Regions from separate parts of the Homo sapiens genome. Here region 2 is linked to region 1. A link is a contact called in ENCODE Hi-C or POLR2A ChIA-PET data. All regions are on one chromosome and are shown on one strand. Each heading gives the region's core, a stretch centred on a gene start or an enhancer-like site at or near the end of the contact. The rest is flanking DNA. Distances are from core to core; before and after follow the strand shown. Region 1 overlaps ARHGAP31 (Rho GTPase activating protein 31). Region 2 holds the start of ARHGAP31-AS1 (ARHGAP31 antisense RNA 1).

Evidence for each region. Hi-C counts contacts between places; a loop is a spot of excess contacts on that map. ChIA-PET counts read pairs that join two places held with the same protein, here RNA polymerase II (POLR2A). Pooled maps may share reads with other maps.
Region 2: a pooled map shows a loop between it and region 1 (5-fold over the local background). The contact joins the promoter of ARHGAP31-AS1 here to the enhancer-like site in region 1. A Hi-C loop is called at or near these places in 17 of 37 single-sample maps with no recorded cell type and 9 of 50 pooled maps. POLR2A ChIA-PET finds 5 or more read pairs at or near these places in 4 of 52 experiments (H1, HepG2, activated B cell and 1 more).

What each region holds. Positions count from the first base shown.
Region 1 is chr3:119,399,485-119,405,204 of GRCh38, reverse strand. ARHGAP31 (Rho GTPase activating protein 31) reads right to left here. Exons shown (of 12, transcript NM_020754.4): 10 at 2,808-3,383. It overlaps LOC124906273 (a long non-coding RNA gene), which reads left to right. Exons shown (of 2, transcript XR_007096027.1): 1 at 1-838; 2 at 2,608-5,720. Among named protein-coding and RNA genes, the nearest start is that of TMEM39A, 61 kb to the left of the region's middle. Within about 2 kb of position 3,589, at least 2 of the 41 ENCODE cell types and tissues checked have a DNase peak (open chromatin) inside an H3K27ac peak, as active enhancers do.
Region 2 is chr3:119,319,241-119,324,960 of GRCh38, reverse strand. It overlaps ARHGAP31-AS1 (ARHGAP31 antisense RNA 1), which reads left to right and starts at 2,201. Exons shown (of 2, transcript NR_046748.1): 1 at 2,201-2,347. The region is part of intron 1 of ARHGAP31 (Rho GTPase activating protein 31); the gene reads right to left. RefSeq lists enhancers at 816-1,672, 1,673-2,530 and silencers at 1,494-1,843, 1,894-2,253.

The sequences.
Region 1 (5,720 bases), core at 2,340-4,839:
TCCTGATTAAAAAAAATAGGGCAAAACAAATTTTTGTAGGTGTTATAGAATCATATTTCAGATGCACTAAAATAGAACTAAGAGAATTCTATTGTAAGTTCTTTAGTAAAAGAATGGGGCAACTCCTAATATCTCTTAGGGAAATTCTGGATTTTCATTTATCAAGTTTCTGTAAAGCTATATGTTTATTCTGATCTTCCTTAACAAGCGTTTCTAGAAGGGGATGCAGAGAGTGTCGGTTGTAATTTTTAAACCAGCCCATAAGCTCATCCTTCACTTTCAGAAGGATTCGGTTTGTTGTCCTTTCTCCCCACCAGCTGAGGATGAGGTTAGCAGGACATGCTCTTGAATCAGGTAAAAGTCAGATAATCAACCATGATGATTACATTGATTAATCCTTCAATTTTTTCATTCAGAGTAATCAGTATTTACAATCATTTAACTTTAGTTAAAATGCACTACTTACTCGGTATCTCTACGCTTTGGGTCACACTGGAATTTCACTTAGATTGGCCAAAAGTGGGAGAGTTGGTTTGACCAGAGCAACTAAAAGTTTAATTGGGTAACCTGGAAAATTGCCTTTAATTCTTTTTCTTTTGCCCCCTGCTACTGCACAACAGAAAGAAAAATATTTAATTAATGAAGGTGAAGTTCTCCACATGGAATAATCATGGAAGAAGATAAGACACTGAAGTTAACCTCACCCCGTCAGAGAGCAGGGTGAGGGGACCTGTTGCCCCTGAGCCTCTCAGCAGCCCCCTTCCACCCTCAGTCTCAGATCTGGATGGCTGCCTTCCACAAGGCCCCTCTTTCTGCCCTGACTGCCCATTGGCCACAGGTAGGAAGGCAGGCTGGAGTCTCCATTAGTGTCTTTCCCAGACCAACTTAATACAAAATGTGTATTCTTATTTATAGAGAGGAGAGAGGGGGAAAAACGGATAACAGACTGTCTCTAAAAGACCCCATGGGGCCCAGAGACCTATTCTTCCAGAGAGGATAACAAATCTCACAAAAGCCTTTGGAAACACTGTTTTCCTCAAAGCCTTCACTCCCTCCCCTATCCCTCATCCTGCTGCCCATGACATCTTGCTGCCCATGACCCACACCAGCCCATGACATCGTTTTCCAGACAAGGCATCACTTGATACCCCGAGATTTGCTCATCTGCGTACCCATCCTGAAAGGAAATGGGAGGAAGGGACTAATATTTACTCACATCTTCTGTGAGCCAAACTATGGACAGGTATTTTATGGACATTTTCCCATTCAGACCTCACTACAGCCTTTGGGATAGGAGTCTCCCCAGCTTTGCAGATGAGAAACAGGCTCCAAAATTTCCCACTGCCAAACTGACAAAAAGCAGTAAAGCTAGCATCCGAATCAGCCCAGTTGGGTTCCAAAACCTACATACTTCCCACAACATGTAGCTGCTCAGAATGCCCTTTCTCTTCTTTTCTGCATGGAGAAACCCTACCCATTTATGAAGGCTCAGTCCAAATGTCACCTCTTCTAAATCTTCCTGGAATCCTCCTGAGAGGACTGTCTCTCCTTCATGCCCTTGCCATCTGTTAGGAACACCTCTTTCATGATGCTTTGGGTACCTAACCCCTCCCTAATTCCAAAAATCCTGAGGAGGCTCTTATGCTGCTTCCATAGGCTGACCCTGTGCTGAACTTCAGTGCAGAGTTTCAATTTCCCTTCTTAGTTTTTGAGCTCACTGTGGGGAAGGGATCATGTCTTAACAATCTTTTAACTCCACAGCCCATAGTGAACACAGGAGGGAGCGTGGTATAGTGTTACAAGCATGGATTTTTTTAAAGTCTGGATTAAAATCCTGGTGTTTCCACTTCCTTGCTATGAGTGATTCAGCAAATAAACCATTCCTCTTTAAGGAAATGGGGATAATAGTGACTATCTATATCATAGGATAGAGGGGAGAAATGAGATAATATTTGCAGGACACTTAGGAGAGTGCCTGACAACCTAATAGGTGCTGAAAATGACTAATATTAACGGAAAAGAAACATTCCTAAATCACAATAAACATTTGTTGGTTTGATTGTCAGCCACCCTTTCCTTTGGGGTTCTCCCTGCTTCCATTTTATGTGGCCCATGTTTGCTTGTTAATTAAAGAAACTCTCTTCACTCCAGACACACCCAGAGACTCAAGTCTGGCCAATCTCAGAACCCAATTAGCTGGAAACAGTGATTGGTCCAAGGCTGGGCATGGGACTCAGGCAGATCCAATCAGAATCCTTCCTGCATTTGATATCAGAAAATTGGGAGAGGGATGCTCTTTCTCGTTGCTAGGGTTGCTAGCCATGTTGTCTGCAAATATAAAGTAGAAATAAGGATGGGTGGATGGAAAGAGAAGGAGACTGGAAGAACTGAATCCCCAATTCCAGCTCTGCAGCTCTGCATTCCATTCTGTGAGTTTTTCTCCTGCCTTCTCACTCTGTGAGCAAATAAAATAATAATAGGTAATATTTATTATATACTTATTGTATGTAGACACTGTTCTGAGAGCTTCATATGTATTAAATAATTTAATATTTACAACAAACTTATGAAAAAGGTATTATTAACATAATTATTCCCATTTTACAGATTAAGAAACCGAGGCACAGAGTGGTTACATTAACCTGCTGAAGATCACGCAGTAAAATGGCAGAGCGTGGATTTGTACCCAATCGGGCTCTAGAGCCCACAGGCTTAACCACCGCACTATATTGCCTTGCAAACTCAAGCAAATTTAAGTCTGGTTTTTCTCTCTTGCAACGGAAAGATACCCTCTCTCCTCTACTTACCTGCAGAAGTCTCAGCTCCCAGCGGTTTCTCTTCTTCTGGCCAGCCTCCGCTCTCTGATCCATGAAAAGAAAACTCTTCCAGGCTGGAAAGAGACTGCAGCTCCTTCGGGGGTGTTCTGCACGGCGTGCTGTTGGTGCTGATGACTGCGGACACGCGGAGCGGCACAGATACCGCAAAGGGCTCGGAGATGTTCAGCGCCTTGCGCTGGTTACGCGGCGAGGGCTCCATCTGGAAGAGGCTGCTGGTGAAGACGGATTTGCTAGGGCTGTCGTTCGAAGTGTAGAACATACCCAACATCTTTGGGGCTGTTTGCTCGCTCTCCGGATCCTCAACAGGCCGGAAAACCTTCAGCTGTTCCGGTGGGGGCCGGGCCTGAGCGCCCTGGAGATGGCTGCGATCACTGCTCACATCAAAGCCACCCTCAGCCCCGGGAGGCATCCCCTCCTGGCCCCATTCGCCCTCCTGCTTGGTGAGGTCACATGAGCTGCCGGTGCCGGTGGAGTGCATCTTTGTTGCTGGAATGAAAAATCCACCGGTGGTAACTGTTCGATTGAAATTTCCCTTGGTTTCTTTTCCTAGTAAAAAGGAACAAGTGTATGGTCAGCAGCCGGGGCACACATACAATAGCAGGCCTTCCAGTAAGGGCAGGCACACGACATTTGAATACTAGAGAGGCACAGCATTCTAACAGGGGCATAACCGCCCAGATAAAGACAGGTAACATCTGGATGACAAAAGAGAAAGCACTTCCTCATATGCACAGAATTTCAGCATGATGCTTTGGTAGGTTCATTTGCTGTTGTGCCATACAGATCACTTTTAAACTTTGCAGGTAGAGCAGTTTTCAAAAAAAGATTACTGCTAAAGTTGCTAAACAGAGCCATCATCTACTAGGCATTAAATGTAGACCATGAAAAAATAAAGAGACAGATGGGAGGCGGTAGGATGATGTTTGCTCAAAATGAAGAAGACAAAAAGGAAAAATAAACAGAATCTTGTCTTATTTTAGAACTTTAAAACTTTTTGTTTTAAGTTTTCTCTGGCAGATGGACCCAGACAGGGGGGTTTGATTTCCCAGCAAGGAAACAAATGCTATTAACAACTAGACCTTCCCCACCTTTTCTCAGGCTTCTTCCTGTTGATTCAGAGGATGAGAAACTAGAAATGTAAATTAACTAACTGTTAGAAAGCACAGTTGTGAGGAGTGAATTTTTTTTTTTTTTTTTGAGATGGAGTACAGCTCTGTCGCCCAGGCTGGAGTGCAGTGTCGTGATCTCGGCTCACTGCAACCTCCACCTCCCGGGTTGAAGTGATTCTCCTGCCTCAACCTCCTGAGTAGCTGGGATTACAGGCACCTGCCACCGCGCCCGGCTAATTTTTGTATTTTTAGTAGAGAGGAGATCTCACCATGTTGGCCAGGCTGGTCTTGAACTCCTGACCTCAGGTGATCTGCCTGCCTCGGCCTCCCAAAGTGCTGGGATGACAGGCATGAGCCACTATGCCCAGACCAAGTTCTTGACTTAGAAATAAAGGCAAGGAAGAGAAAAGCCTACGTGGGAAGTAAATAAGCTTGGAGATGATACGCGAGTTGCCAGGAATCTAGAAAATAATTTCTAACTTGGTACTAAGCACTAAACTGGGCATCTTACATAACTGTATGCTTAAAATTCTTATGACCACCCTGTAAGGAAGTGTAATGATCTTTAACACATGAGGACATCGAGACTCAGCAGTTAGATGACCTAATACTCACATGCCATGTATATAAAAACCTATATGTTGAAATATTAACTCCTGCAAAACTGGGCAATAACTGCCAAGAAGTTTCCAAACCAAAGCAAATAGATGAATATAAAAGTAAGAAAATGCTGAAAGTATCGAGTTAACTTAAGAAGATCTCACTGAGTGTTATACAGGTTTAGAATTATTATTATTTTTTTTTTGAGACAGGCTGGAGTGCAGTGGCGCAATCTCAGCTCACTGCAATCTCTGCCTCCTGGGTTCAAACGATTCTCGTGCCTCAGCCTCTGCCTCCTGGGTTTAAGTGATTCTTGTGCCTCGGCTTCCTGAGTAGCTGGAATTATAGGCATGCACCACCACGCCTGGCTAATTTCTTGTATTTTTTTTAGTACAGAGAGGATTTCACCATGTTGGCCAGGCTGGTCTCGAACTCCTGGCCTCAAGTGATCCACCTGCCTCAGCCTCCCAAAGTGCTGGGATTACAGGCATGAGCCACCACACCCGGCCCGGGTTTAGAATTATTTTTAAAATGTTGTTCTAAAGATTTTCTGTATTGTTTTGGTCTGACCCATTTTTGAAAGAGAAAAATGTCTTGTATTAAAGGGGCTGGAAAGTCATGGGATAAGTATAGGGGAGTTTTAACAGTCTGTTGCCAGACAAGTCCTTTGCCTTGTAATTTGTAATGGTGCTTGTTGGTTACTTAACAGAAATAGAAGAGAGAGATACAGGCAAGTCAGCCCTGAAGGATACAGCTGTGAGAACAAATGTTATGTGTTATTTTGGTGGTCGGTGTTACCTCATGTGCAACTGTATACACGTCTACTCCAACAAAGGATATTGTGGTTTGCACATGGCTGATACATAGCTGGTGCCTAATTAATGTTTAATGATACATAATAAATGAATGAATAAATAGATACATGAATGAACCTACCAACTGAAAATCATGACTTGACACAAAAACTAGGAAGCGAAAGCATATGGAAACAGCCAAGTTCAAGATACATAGGCCTCTAGGCATAAAACCATAGGGCATAAACCAATGCTTGGCTCTTTCTTTCTGCCCAAAGGGGAAGACTCTTCTGCCTTAGGTTTCAGGTGTTGACCTTTTACCTGGTTCAGGTTTGAATGAAAAGTAGCCATGGACTTCAGCTGTGGCTAGAGGAAGGATG
Region 2 (5,720 bases), core at 952-3,451, 79 kb after region 1:
ACCCAAATGACACATTTTCACCTTTTAAGTAAAGTATAGCACCTTCATTTAGCCATTCCGCTGATCTGCAAACTGAGAGACCAAGAGACCTTGGTTTATTCAAAATTGGTTCTCTGTTTTACTAAAAGGAGTCGTCCATTAAAAGTTATGCTCAATACTAAATACCAGTTAGAATAGATACAACTGTGCTGCCTTCACCTACACTAAGGGCTAGGGGTTGAGAGTAGAGAAAGACTCCTCTCCCCACTCTTTGTTTTTCCACGTCTATCCTTAAACATTCTTTGAGGATCTGATTCTCGAAAGGGTTTTTGTTGTTTATGTTTGTTTGTTTGTTTCTTTTAATAGCTACAAATCTCCTTGGGAGGGACAAGGAACCTTGATGTGAACCACATGTGGAATACAGCAATGGTACCCAAGCTTTTTGGATTTCACAGATCAAGTTTAAAAGATTTTGGGGGATCTACCTAGGACTGCTAATTTTTTATTTTTCTGAGAGAGGACATCAACCAACAATAACTATCGTATTTCATAACAGAATGGACAATTCAAAATAACTAAAACTATGAAGCATATAGTCTTAGAATAAAGAATTGTCCTGTTCAAGAAAGGACAAGTGTAACCTTAAAATTGTTATAATACATCCGGATAAATTTATTACATAGATGGCCCTACATTTCCTATGGGTCTGCGGTTGTGAGCCACTGTTCTAGACGGCTAGGAGGGTTTGAAGTGAGTTGAGAACCTTTACTGTCCTGAAGATGGGGTAGGGGCTAGACAAGGGTATATTCTAAAAAGAGGAAAGCGCTACTGTAATAATCTTGCCTAGGATTACATACAGATGGGCATAACAGAGTCCCAGGACTTCACCCCTTCGGTGTAGAGCAGGGATGGCAGGGATGGCAAGAGCCCCACTTAGGATACCTGGAAAAAGAAATCTCCGCAGCAAAGGGTCCTTGTGCTGACTTTTCTTTTTCATTTACGAGTGTACCCTCTGTCTCCTTGGGGGCCCACCTTCTTATTCCCAGCAGGAAAGGGGAAGGGGGAGGACAGGAAATGTGGAAACCGCGTTAACAGCCTGATTGTGAACCAGCACTGCGACTGAGATGCGAGGAGGGAAGGACAAAAGTCCCTCCCTCGCTTTTCAAAAAGTAAGCCACAAAAGTTATAGAAACATTTTCTATTAAACATCATCTCCATTTTGCAGAGAACCTAAGGCTCCGAGGACTTGCCCAGGGCCATACAGCCGGTGAGCCCCAGGGCTCAGCCACAGCCCAGGTAACGAGGACAGGGCTTGCTCCAGCCACCATTGGCTGCCTCTTCGGCCTCCCTCTCTCAGGTGAGACAGTATGTCAGGTGAGGCAACTGAAACAATGTCCCTCAGTTCGGATGCATCCTCCCTCTTCGTTTCCTGTCATGAGACAGGTTTCTCCTCTTCCTGGATGTGGTTAAAAAAAAAAGAAGAAGAAAAGAAACAAAAGAAAAAAGGAAAGAAACGCAAAGCAAAGCCAAGCCCAACGTCTTGGCTCTCAGGGTTGCACCTCCTTTCTCTACCCGCGGGGTCTGGGCCGGCGGGGTGTGGCCGCAGCCCTGGGGCGCGAGAAGCCCATCCGGGCCCGAGGTGCTGGGCGGCCTGGAGCGCTGGCTGCCCCCAGGGCCGGCGGCTGTCCCTGGGGTTTCCCCGCTTCTGGGCTTTCCCCGCTTCTGGGCTCGGTGGCCGCGCGGGCGGGCGCCAAGTGACTCAGCCGTCCCCGAGGGCGTTCCGGGAAGCGGCCGGGGGCGCGGGCTTTCCTGTCGCCGCAGCGTGTGAGTCCCCAGCGCCGAAAGGGGATCAGAAACCGCTGGGCGGAGCAGCGGGAGGAAGCTGCGGCGCGCAGAGCAGAGTCAGCGCCACCGTCTTTCGAGCTGGAGCGGAGGGAACGTGGCCTTGACGTTGCTGAAGCTGAAGCGCCGGGCGGGCGCCCGGACCCCGGGGCGGGGCAGAAACGAGTCCGTTCCCTACTGCGGGGCGGGGGCAGGGCTGGAACGGGAGTTCAGGAGGGACAAGGACGTGGAAGGAGCCCAGCAGAGGGCACCCGGGACCCCCGCGGCCGGGCCGAGTTTGAAGGGAGCCCCTCTCCCCCTCCCCCTGGCGGAGCCCCCTGTAGGGTCTGACCTGGTGCCCCGCAACAGGAGCGGGAGGAGGAGCAGGCCCAGAGCGGCCGGGCCCCAGCCTAGAGGGGCGCTCGAGGGGAAGCGAGTGAAGTGAGGGCTCCGCCAGAGCAGCACCCCCTTCCCCGCCGTCCCTCCCGGACTGGCCGGTTCTCGTCAGAGATTCCTTTGTCTTCGACGCTGGTCCCTCCACACCAAGGTGGGAGGCTGAGGTGGGAGGTGGCAGAGCGGTGGGAGTGGGAGCAAGGCCGGAGCGTGGGTGGAGGCGCTGGCCGCGGGCTTGCAAGGATGGCACAAGGGAGACATCCAGGACAAACCATGGGGAACACAGCTGCCACTGAGAGAAGCTGCCCGGAGGAGGAAGGGGCTGCAAAGTTCAACCACCAGGCAAGGCAAGTCCACGAACAAAATCCCGGCTCTAAAAACAGAGCAGCAATTGTCACTGTGGGTTAGACGCTTTGAGTTACCTCTATTTTCATTTATGTCTAAGATAAATTCAAGAGACAAGGAGAAAGTCAGGAGGTTAAAATTCCAGCCTCTGGTCCCAGCTCCCTAAAGCCAGCTCCCTTCTTGTCTTTGCCAAAGTTTGCTTCTATGAATCAGTAATTAACCCCCACTTTTTTTCTTATGTCAGAGTTCCTTCAGTCACAACCAAGAGAGTTCTGACTAATAACACACCTTTTAATCCAGCAATTTTACTTCTGGGAGTTTATTCCAAAGAAATATTACATAACAAAAGAGCCATATGCCTCACAATATTCACTGTGGGCTTGTTCATAAAATTAAAACAATCATAACTATAAATGTCCAGTAATGGAGGCAGGGAATAAACTGGCATATTTATATGATAAACTACTATGGGCCGGGCGTGGTGGCTCACGCCTGTAATCCCAGCACTTTGGGAGGCTGAGGCGGGCAGATCACCCGAGGTCAGAAGTTCAAGACCAGCCTGGCCAACATGGCGAAACCCCGTCTCCACTAAAAATACAAAAACAAGTTAGCTGGGCGTGGTGGTGTGGGCCTATAGTTCCAGCTACTTGGGAGGCTGAAGCAGGAAAATCACTTGAGCCCGAGAGGTAGAGGCTTCAATGAGCTGAGATCGTGACACTGCACTCTGGCCTGGGCAACAGAGCGAGTCTCCGTCTCAAAACAAAACAAAACCTACGGAGCCTTAAAATGTTATATGTAGGGTTTTATAACTTGAATAAAGACTTCGGTTATAAGAAAGCAAGACACAAAATCATATATATATATAATATATATATACACACACACAGTGTAATCACAATATGAAAATGTACATAGAAAAAAAACACTTGAAGGAAATCCACCAAAATGTTACATCTTTGGGTGATAGAATTACATACAAGTATTTTTTTCTTTCTAAAACATTTATGTATTTCCCAATTTATCTACAATGAGGATAAGCATGTATTATTAAAAAGTATGAAAACATTGATTTTAAAATTTTACATATATAGTATATAATTATATATACATAATACATATATATATACTATATATATATATATAGTATATATATATATGTGAAATTGCTGCTGAATAGGAAATCACCGGGCCTGGGTGAAAGATGATAAAATTTACTTGAGCAATTTTTCCACTAATTGAATGATTTTTCTGCAATTTAAAAAGGGTATATGGAAGTTAAAGAGGATGGGTCAATGTTTATACATCTGTATTAGTTCGTTTTCACACTGCTGATAAAGACATACTGGAGACTGGGCAATTTACAAAAGAAAGAGGTTTAATGAACTTGCAGTTCCACATGGCTGGGGAGGCCACAAGTCATGGTGGAAGATTAAAGGCACTCAAGAGAAGAGAGAGCTTTTGCAAGGAGACTCCCGTTTTTCAAAACCATCAGATCTCGTGAGACTTACTCACTATCACAAGAACAGCCCGAGAAAGGCCTGGCCCCATGATTCAATTACCTCCCACCAGGTCCCTCCCACAACACGTGGGAATTCAAGATGAGATTTGGGTGGGGATACAGCCAAACCATATCAATGTCCAAGATATTAGTGAAAGGGAAGGGCATGCCACAGTAGGCCAGAGGAGAGAAAACATCTGAGTTTTAGAATACACAAAAAGAAAATGATGAGATCGCAGCTGATTCTTGATTGGTGAGGACTTGCTGGTTTGTGGGCAGAAGTAATGGAACTTTTAATGGCAAAGGGAAGAATACACTCAAACATTATTTAAGATAGGAGGTAAGGGAGTAATGGGTAAGGTTACTGCATCATGAAAAGTTTTGTTTACAATGGGTTTACTGTATTTATCAGGATAATATTTTTTAATCCTGAAGAATAGGTGTGCAAAATGAATTTAACATCTTCACATTTGGCCCAAGGTTGTTGATACCAGTATTATTATCTTACCTTAGCAATAGGATGAGTATGCTTATTTTGGGTTGGAAAATGCCTAATGATCATGTAGCCCCTTATTTGGGGCCTATTCCTCTTCTATAGGGAGGGAAGGAAGAATATCAAGAAAGCCTCATGTCTAAGTGCCCTGTATCCCTGGAGATCTTTATGTAGCAGCAGAGAATAGACACTGATAAAACCAAGTTTCGCTAGTTTGAGAACTGTTCAGTCTTGTGGGAGGATCTGGTAGAAGGGAGAATGCAGCAATATCCTTCAAGTAATACTACATACCATACCTTGAACAAGGAATGTAGCATAAACTGGTGAGGACCTGTGTTATGATAAAAGGCAAAGCTTTTGCTCTGGGATTGAAATCTAGGACTCTCTGTGGGGTAGATGTAGAATTTACCAAGCCATACACAGAGAGGTGTGGGTCTGGGCTTAAGGAAATCTTGGGTCATTCCAGTTCCCCTCCCTTGATTCTTCCCCTGCCAGGGGAGATCCCTTGCTGATCTCACCTTGTGTGGGCTTTTTATCATTGTCCCTCCCTCACCTATTGAAAGCTGTACACGTTTTACTGGGAATGAAATGGGAGGTGTCACTAGGTTGAGGGTCAGACACTGGACATTCGTGGATTCACAGCCTTCCTCTAACAACTTGACCATCTCACCAACCTCACCACCCTGTTTTCCAATCACTGGAATAGATTATAGGGAAAGAGGGGGAACCGCTCATGGTTCTTTTTAGACTTTTAAAATTAAAGTCTGTTAGAGCCAGGGGATATGATGCTTCAGTACTAGGAAAATGTTTGGTTATCTACAGATTCTTGTTGATTAAATGAAATAAGCGCAAATGTTTGGGTTGGATATGACTGTGTTGGCATCTAGATGGAAGGTGGGAACTGCCTTGCTTGATATCCTGCAATTTATGGAATGCAGTGAAATGTTATCTTCTTAAGATGTCTTATGCTATAATGTACCGTGGTTTCTTAATATTTTCCACAAAAATAAAAGACGGTGGCAGAGAAATTATCTTTTTAAAAGTTATTACAGCAGAACAGAAAGCAATGATCTTTGCTTTGTCTAAAATCAAAACACCAACATAAATATTTGTATGACACTTGGGCTCACAAAATAGAAAAATTTTCTGACCCATCCCTAAAAAGAAAGAAACAAAAAAAACTCTAGAGTT